2 separate regions of the Homo sapiens genome follow, and region 2 is linked to region 1. The links are chromatin contacts, found by Hi-C or POLR2A ChIA-PET in ENCODE. All regions are on one chromosome and are shown on one strand. Each heading gives the region's core, a stretch centred on a gene start or an enhancer-like site at or near the end of the contact. The rest is flanking DNA. Distances are from core to core; before and after follow the strand shown.

Evidence for each region. A loop is a pair of places that touch in the nucleus more often than their neighbours do. ChIA-PET counts read pairs that join two places held with the same protein, here RNA polymerase II (POLR2A). Pooled maps may share reads with other maps.
Region 2: a map of spleen shows a loop between it and region 1 (4-fold over the local background). The contact joins the promoter of LINC00524 here to the enhancer-like site in region 1. A Hi-C loop is called at or near these places in 6 of 168 maps with a recorded cell type or tissue (astrocyte of the cerebellum, mesothelial cell of epicardium, posterior vena cava and 3 more) and 3 of 50 pooled maps. POLR2A ChIA-PET finds 5 or more read pairs at or near these places in 4 of 52 experiments (BJ, OCI-LY7, activated CD8-positive, alpha-beta T cell and 1 more).

What each region holds. Positions count from the first base shown.
Region 1 is chr14:101,358,930-101,362,349 of GRCh38, forward strand. All of the region lies in intron 2 of LOC107984697 (a long non-coding RNA gene), which reads right to left. Among named protein-coding and RNA genes, the nearest start is that of LINC00524, 47 kb to the right of the region's middle. Within about 2 kb of position 1,507, at least 18 of the 41 ENCODE cell types and tissues checked have a DNase peak (open chromatin) inside an H3K27ac peak, as active enhancers do; they include OCI-LY7 and prostate gland, where a contact is called at or near this core.
Region 2 is chr14:101,406,202-101,409,621 of GRCh38, forward strand. LINC00524 (long intergenic non-protein coding RNA 524) reads right to left here and starts at 1,721. Exons shown (of 2, transcript NR_126006.1): 1 at 1,542-1,721; 2 at 1-23. RefSeq lists enhancers at 1,341-2,062, 2,063-2,786, 2,787-3,420.

The DNA.
Region 1 (3,420 bases), core at 257-2,756:
ACGGCCAGGGCTGAGCTTGGGAAGAGTCAGCAGCAGCACATGCAGGCAGAGGCAGTTCAGAGAGATCAGAGGCAGAAACGAGCCGTTAGGAGGCTGTGGACGTGGCCCAGGTAACGGAGACTTGAGCAGGGATGGTGATGAGACGTCACAGAAGTAGAACTGACACAGTTCGAAGACTGATTAGACGTGAGAGGGAAGAAGGCAGTGAATGAGGAGGGAAAGGGAAGGATGACAGAGAAGGCAATGGCCCCAAGCCCATTCGAGGGGGCCAGGAAAAGACAGTTCCGCAGAGAAGAGAACAAGAGATGGGACGTTCCGCTCAAAGTTCTAAGACATCGGAGCATGGGACGCTGCAGCAGTGGGGTAGGGTTGGGGCCATGGAGGGAGGCCCCTCAGGCAGAGGGATCAGGAGGAGCAGCAGGGCCCTGCCCCATCTGTAACCTGGCCAGCCCTGTGGTCAGCTGTGACACTGAGGGTCTAAAGCCCAATTTTCAAGATTAAGCAATAACTGTTCTTCCTCCTAGGACATGAAAACCTGTCCAAGAACCAGGCCCGGTTCCTTGCCTGCTCTCCCCAGCACTTGGAGGGCTCCACGGTTGGCCGCAGCTGTATCACTCACAGCAGATTTTACAAGCCTGTCCTTCTGCCAGGGCCCTTTCAGAAGTGAAAATAGCTGGAATCAGCCTGCTTTCCCTAAACCATGAAAACATCTCACTGTACCTCAAGCTGCGACTTAGTGCTGTGTCAGCCCACACCCCAGCACACTTCCTGGAGGAACCCGTCCGAGCAACCTCAGGAGGGTGCACTGAGGACCCGTTCTGCACACGTTTAAACGCAGGGTCGGATTTTAAACAGGATATCCAGCCGGAGACGAAGGTAACTGTTGTCTTGGTCACTGCTAAGAAGCACCTGATCGTGCAAGACATACCGCTCATGAGAAAGAAATGTTTTCAACTCTTTGTGGCACCCTGCTGGGACAGGCTCTGCCTGGTCATTCCATCCCAGGGGTGATTAACCATCCCAGTGTTAGGGCCTGGGACTTTGCTAATGTGCTTTCAGGTCAACCACAAACATATTTCTAAGATTTCTTAGCTAATGGTGCATTTGCGAGGTCATTCCAGGCTAAGACCAGGAGGATTAAAAGATCTGATTCCTTCCTGAGGCTCTTAGTTGTAAAGGACCAAAGAAGCCGTAAAACAAAGATTTATTCAGTTTCAGCCGGCCAGTTCAATGGCGCAGCCCCGTAAGACCAGGAAAAAAGAAACATCTGGCCAGAAAAGTACACTTGTTTACAAAAAAAAAAAAAAAAAAAAAAGGCTTTAAGACTCTTCTCCAGCCTCACCAAGTTCTTGGACTAAAATTAGGCTGAAAATTAAAAACAATGTCGAATCTGAAGAGTACAAGGCAAATACAGGCAGGAGAAAGAACATCTTGTTTCTTCCTTATCCAGCTGCCTCTGGCTGGGGGTCCCCCGAGCACCCCGGGGAGCCGCCCTGCCCTGGTAGGTAGCCCCCTCGGGGACCGCACAGCTGTGGTGCTCCCTGAACAGGTGACGGATGTGGCCTCTGCTCCAAGACCAAACCCTTTTGTGGGGGAGGGTGTTTTCTGCAGAGGATACTCAGAGAAGGGAGAGGGCCGTGTTTGGCTGCTCCTGATGATAAAACGCCACTCTCCAGAGCTCAATGTAAACAGCGGTAGTGCTGCTGGCACTAAGATACTGAGGCGGCCCGTGCTGGGGGATGGGGTGTTGAGGGACGGGTACATCTTGAGAGGCGTGGATGACAACTGTTTTGTAAGGAAGGAAGCCTGTGCTGGCAGTGAGGCTCTTGGCCTCAGTCGGGAAACTCAACTTCTTTTCCAGGCCTGCTATTGACTCACGGAGGACATGCAGGCCAAGCTCTCCTTGCTCAAGTTCCCCCTCCATCCCCCACCATGTATGCAATGGCAGGCGATGGGAATCACAGGACTCAGCCAGTGCCTTCCGATCTCCCTGGGATGCTAAAGGGATTAATGGGTCAAGGTTGGAAGATGCTTTGAACTTCTTGGCACGGAGCTGCCTCCAGTACAGTAATTAATAAACCTCCCCAAAGAGGTGGATTAGGGTCACAAGTCACCCAGAGGCTCAGGGAATAGAGCCGGCCAGGCTTCGTGGCTGGGTCGCAGGAGCGGATGGGGAAGGACACGGCATCTGAAGTCTGCACCCTGTGTGCAGGCAGCCGTGGTGCCAACAGATGTCCTTGGGTTCCTGGGCTGTGCCTGTTAACAGCCCAGACTTACACCTGTGAAAAAAGCAGAAATGAAATCCTGACCCCAGAGCAGAGCAGAGGCAGCCGCCCGACGTCACCCCAGTTAACGGTGAAGCAACATTCGTGGGAGTTGGAGATGACATTTCTAATGGCAAAGAAGGTGCTGACCAGACGTTTAACCACGAGTAACACTGTCCCTCTGCCGTCTTCAGCGTGGGCCTGGAAATCTTTGACAAACCTTGAGCAATCGGGACCTGGGGGTTCCCACATCCCATCAGAAGGATGACATTTCTGGAAACCTTGTACCGGGGGATACCAAGTGGAGAAGATCATTAACTGGGGCATAAACAAGTCCCTGAAAGTCTCCTCAGCATGTTTTCCTCCTCTGTAGGGTGGTGGGGCTGGACTAAGCGTGGTGCTCCTGAACCACCCAGGCATATGTCGCTTACCCCTCTCCATGGTGGCAGCGCCTGCTTGTGGACGGTGACCTTTCTGCTGTCCTCCAGAGCCTGCAAAGCTGTTGGGAACTTGTAAGTCCTGATACCTTGCTGGCCTTGAGGAGGTCAGCCATCACAGATAAGCAGAATGAGGCATGACGTGAGCCGGGCTTGTCTGTGACTAGGTCCACACGGTGCTCCAAGACTGTTCCTGCCCACACATTTCCAGCGCTTCCACGTTTTTCCCAGGGCATCTCAAAATTCCACTCCTGTGCCACCGTTCATTCAGGCAGGGACACAGAAGCTGTACTCCCTCCACCTGAGGCTGTCTAACCATGGGCTGGCCTGGCAACTGGCACCTGGGACCTGATGCTGTGCTCTCTGCACCCTGGTTTGCACCGAACACATCTATCCAGCGAGTCTTGGGCTTTGGTTCCTCAGGGAGCCTTTTCAGATGAACCTCAGCCACGGTCTCATCGACAAATCCCTCCTAAAACCCTCTACCGTTACAAAAGGGGCTACTCCAAAAGGGGCTGTGGCCTTTGGTCCACAAAGTTCATGCCCACCCATAAGGCATACCCAGCATGCAACTCCCCCTCCTCACGGCCACCCCATCCATGGCTCTGAGAGGTTCCTCGCCCTGCCCCAACCAAAATGTGTTCACATGCATAGAAAGAGCATCCAACGAGGATTTCTGATTTGTCCTAAATATCTGGGTGTGTCCTGCCCCCTTATGA
Region 2 (3,420 bases), core at 471-2,970, 47 kb after region 1:
GAGGCATCATCATGGAGCTGGGCCTGCTGGAGAAAGGAGTTGGCCACGGACACCCCAAACACCCCGATTTGATCATGACACTTTCTGTGCATGGAACCCCACATGTACCCCTTAAAATTTTACCCTGTAAAATATTATGTATCAATACAAGAGAGCACCAAAGCAATCATCCTACTAGCCACCATATGCCATCCTAGCTTCTCCACAGTAACACGTCATTTACTCCTCAGAGCGGCTCAGCGAGGTAGGGCCTGCTGATGGTCCCTTTCACAGGTGAGAACACAGAGGCCCTGGGAAGCTGAGGGGTTTGCTAGAGATCAGGAAGCCAGGACTCGGGCTTGGGTGCTGGGCTCTGGGCCTGTGTGTCTGACTTCTCCGAGGGGGTGCTGCCTTCTCCTTTCCTCTCTTTCTCCCTAACCCCCCCACACTCAGCCACTAAGTATTTTTAGAATTATTACTATTTAGGTATCATCTATAAAACATGACATTTACCATTTTAACCATGTTTTCATGTATACTCCAGTGGCATCAAGTACATTCACACCATTGTGCAACCATCCCCACCACCCATCTCCAGAGCCCCCATTCAATAGAAACCCCCCCTTCTCCCCTCCCCCAGCTCCTGGCCACCACCATCCTGCTTTCTGTCTATGAATTTGACTGCTCAGGGTGTCTAGAGTGGAGTCCTGCAGAATGAGCCCTTTTGGGTAGAGGTGATTTCATTCAGCACAATGGCCTCAAGGTTCACTGGTACTGTAGCGCGTGTCAGGGTTTCCTTCCAGTTTAAAGTAGAATCCTCTGGTTGTTTGTCCATTACTCCATGGACACCTGGGTGGCTGCCACCTGTGCCCTGGTCTCTAAGAGCTGCTGGCACTCTCGCTCCTCCCTGGTCCCTTTCCTTGCTCACCTGCCCTCCCCTGGCTCGGCTCCTCCTCCCAGGCCTCCAGCCTGCCTTCCCGGCACCCCACGCCTGCTGCCTCGGGAATCTTGCCCAAACTCCAATCTGCTTGGGCCTCTCTTACTGGTAAACCCACAAGGATCCCCACCTTCAGCAAAAAAGAGTTCCAAAGGCTCCATGTAGGAGCCCAGGCCCCTCACTGACTGCCCTGGCCAGCCTCTCCAGTGTTGCCCCAACGGAGCCCTGCCCTATGTACCTACCCTTGTTTTCCTGAAAACCACACTCTTTCCTGCCTGGAGGACACCCTTCTCACCCTGGAGAGATTACCCTTCTAGAAACAAACCAAACACACCCTCTGCAGAGGCTCTGCCAGCCGCCTTCTCCAGGCAAGGCAGGCTGCCTGCCCCCACGCTCACGGCAGCTTCCTGGCATACTTGCTGCCTCGGTTTGTGCAAAAGCAAACCTGCAAGTCGCATACTTAGGGGATGGCCCGGGAAGCCCATAAGGATGTGGGAGAACAAGACAGGGAGGGCAAGAAGGACAATCACAGACTCATCCTGGAGCACATTCAACTGTGGGACACAGGAACTCATCCCTGAGACTGCCTGGAATGTAGCTCGGAACTGTCCCAACAGCTCCTAACCTTCCGAGGTTGATGGTCCCTCCTGGTTAACTCCGTGGCCAGCAAGAGGTCCCAGGAGGCCATCACTGCACACAGCAACCATCCACCATGCCTGCATGCAGGTGGCCTCTGGGTGGAACAGAGGGATGTGGGCAAAAATCTGGGATGACCGCAAGGGCGCCAGGCACACAGTGGGTTTGCGACTGTGGTATCTGCCTCTCCCACGGGAGGCAGACCCCATCACCAATTTCTCTCTGTACCCCCAGCCCATGGCAGGTTGGAGACATCTGAAAAAGGTAGCAAATGAGTCCATGAGTGGCTGTGTGGGAATGAGATGGACTGGGTCTTGGGAGAGAGGAGGCAGGAGTGGATGTTGGAAAGACAGGCTGCTGAGAGGAGAACACAGTGGCAGGGCAGGTGAGCAGCGGCCAGGGGCTCCCTCACACACTTCACCCCAGCCCCTGCGCCAGCCTCATCTGCCTGTCTCCCACCTGACCCTTTTGCCGTTCACCTCCGTCCTCTCTCTGCTGGGTTCTCAAGGCAATCGCACCTTGCCTAGCAACTGTTGCTACCGAAAGCCAACGTCCCTGGTATTCCAACAATAAAGCACAGCGCTCCGACTACAACTCCCAGATATTATTGAAAAGAAAGGCAGGTTTATTTCAAGGCCAGGAGGGGAGAGGATCTGCGTGTTGGAGGCTGGAGCAGCAGCGCATTCGATGGCCGGCCTGACAGCATGGCGAGCAGCTTGTGCTGGTGCGTCCTCCAGAAAAAGAATGCGCGCTCTCCAGGAGGTGATGGTCCCTGTTCATAAACTCCCTGTTGCTCCCTGTTCCCATTCAGCTGGGTCAACATGTGCCTGTAAATTCCTCCCGAAAGGGAAATCATAACAGCATCAGCAGCCCCAGAAATGACAAACAACTCAAGTATGGAAAGCCAGCTGCCAAGTATTCAACAGTACTCATGTTGCACCAGAAACAAAAAAAATCAGATAAGAAAAATAAACCCAGTTGTGTGCATAGTTCCTTAAATATGTATCCCATTTTGTGGTTCCTTCCAGTCTTCGGTGTAATGAATATATCCATTGGTTAGGGGTCACGGAATGGCAGGTCCTACCAGGCTGCCTTGGATTGGCGAACTGTGATGTTCTGCTTTCTCCCTTCTCTGAAGCATGGAGCGGTGCGAGACGTTCAGAACAGACAGCCACTGACATTAATTTTCCTGCTGGCCTCCTTGCTAAATTGTTTTATGACTTGTTTGCTGTGTCTTGGTTGCCCTATTGTGTTGAGTTGATTTGGCAGTGGTTATTTAAAACATGCTTTGTCATCCTCAGGATGAGTGGAGGATCCCGGGGGTCACTTTTGCACAACAAATGGTCATTGAGCTGAAGAACTGTCAGAGTCACCACCTCCACAGTCAAGTGGCAATGGAATCCGAAGACAGGGTCAGCTCGGTACACCACGAGCCGAGATCCACGGGACGGACGGTGTGCAGGCACCAAAGCGTGGACAGGCCATGCTTTGCTTAACAGCATGGGGCTGGCCACGGCACCAGGGCCTCTGCCAGCCTCACGAGGCCCCTCCTGGCGTGGCCATAAAAGCCACAGCTGCAAACGCTGACACGGCAAGAAAAGAATATGGTGAGAAACCAGCTTTTGCCTTTGCTTCTCAGACTCCTCGGAAGATCCGAAGGGCACTTTCCCATCCCCAGGAATGAGAGGCCAGATTCCTCCATGGTCCAGTCAGGAAATGTAATCAAGCATCAACGCGGAGCCAGGATCTGTGCCTCAAACTTGAAACGTGGCCCTATCTTCAAGGGTGCTCACACTCAGATGACTTAAACCAAAAATGACACGGTGTGGCCTGCACTTGCCCATGCCATAGTCAGGAAAGCCTAGTCA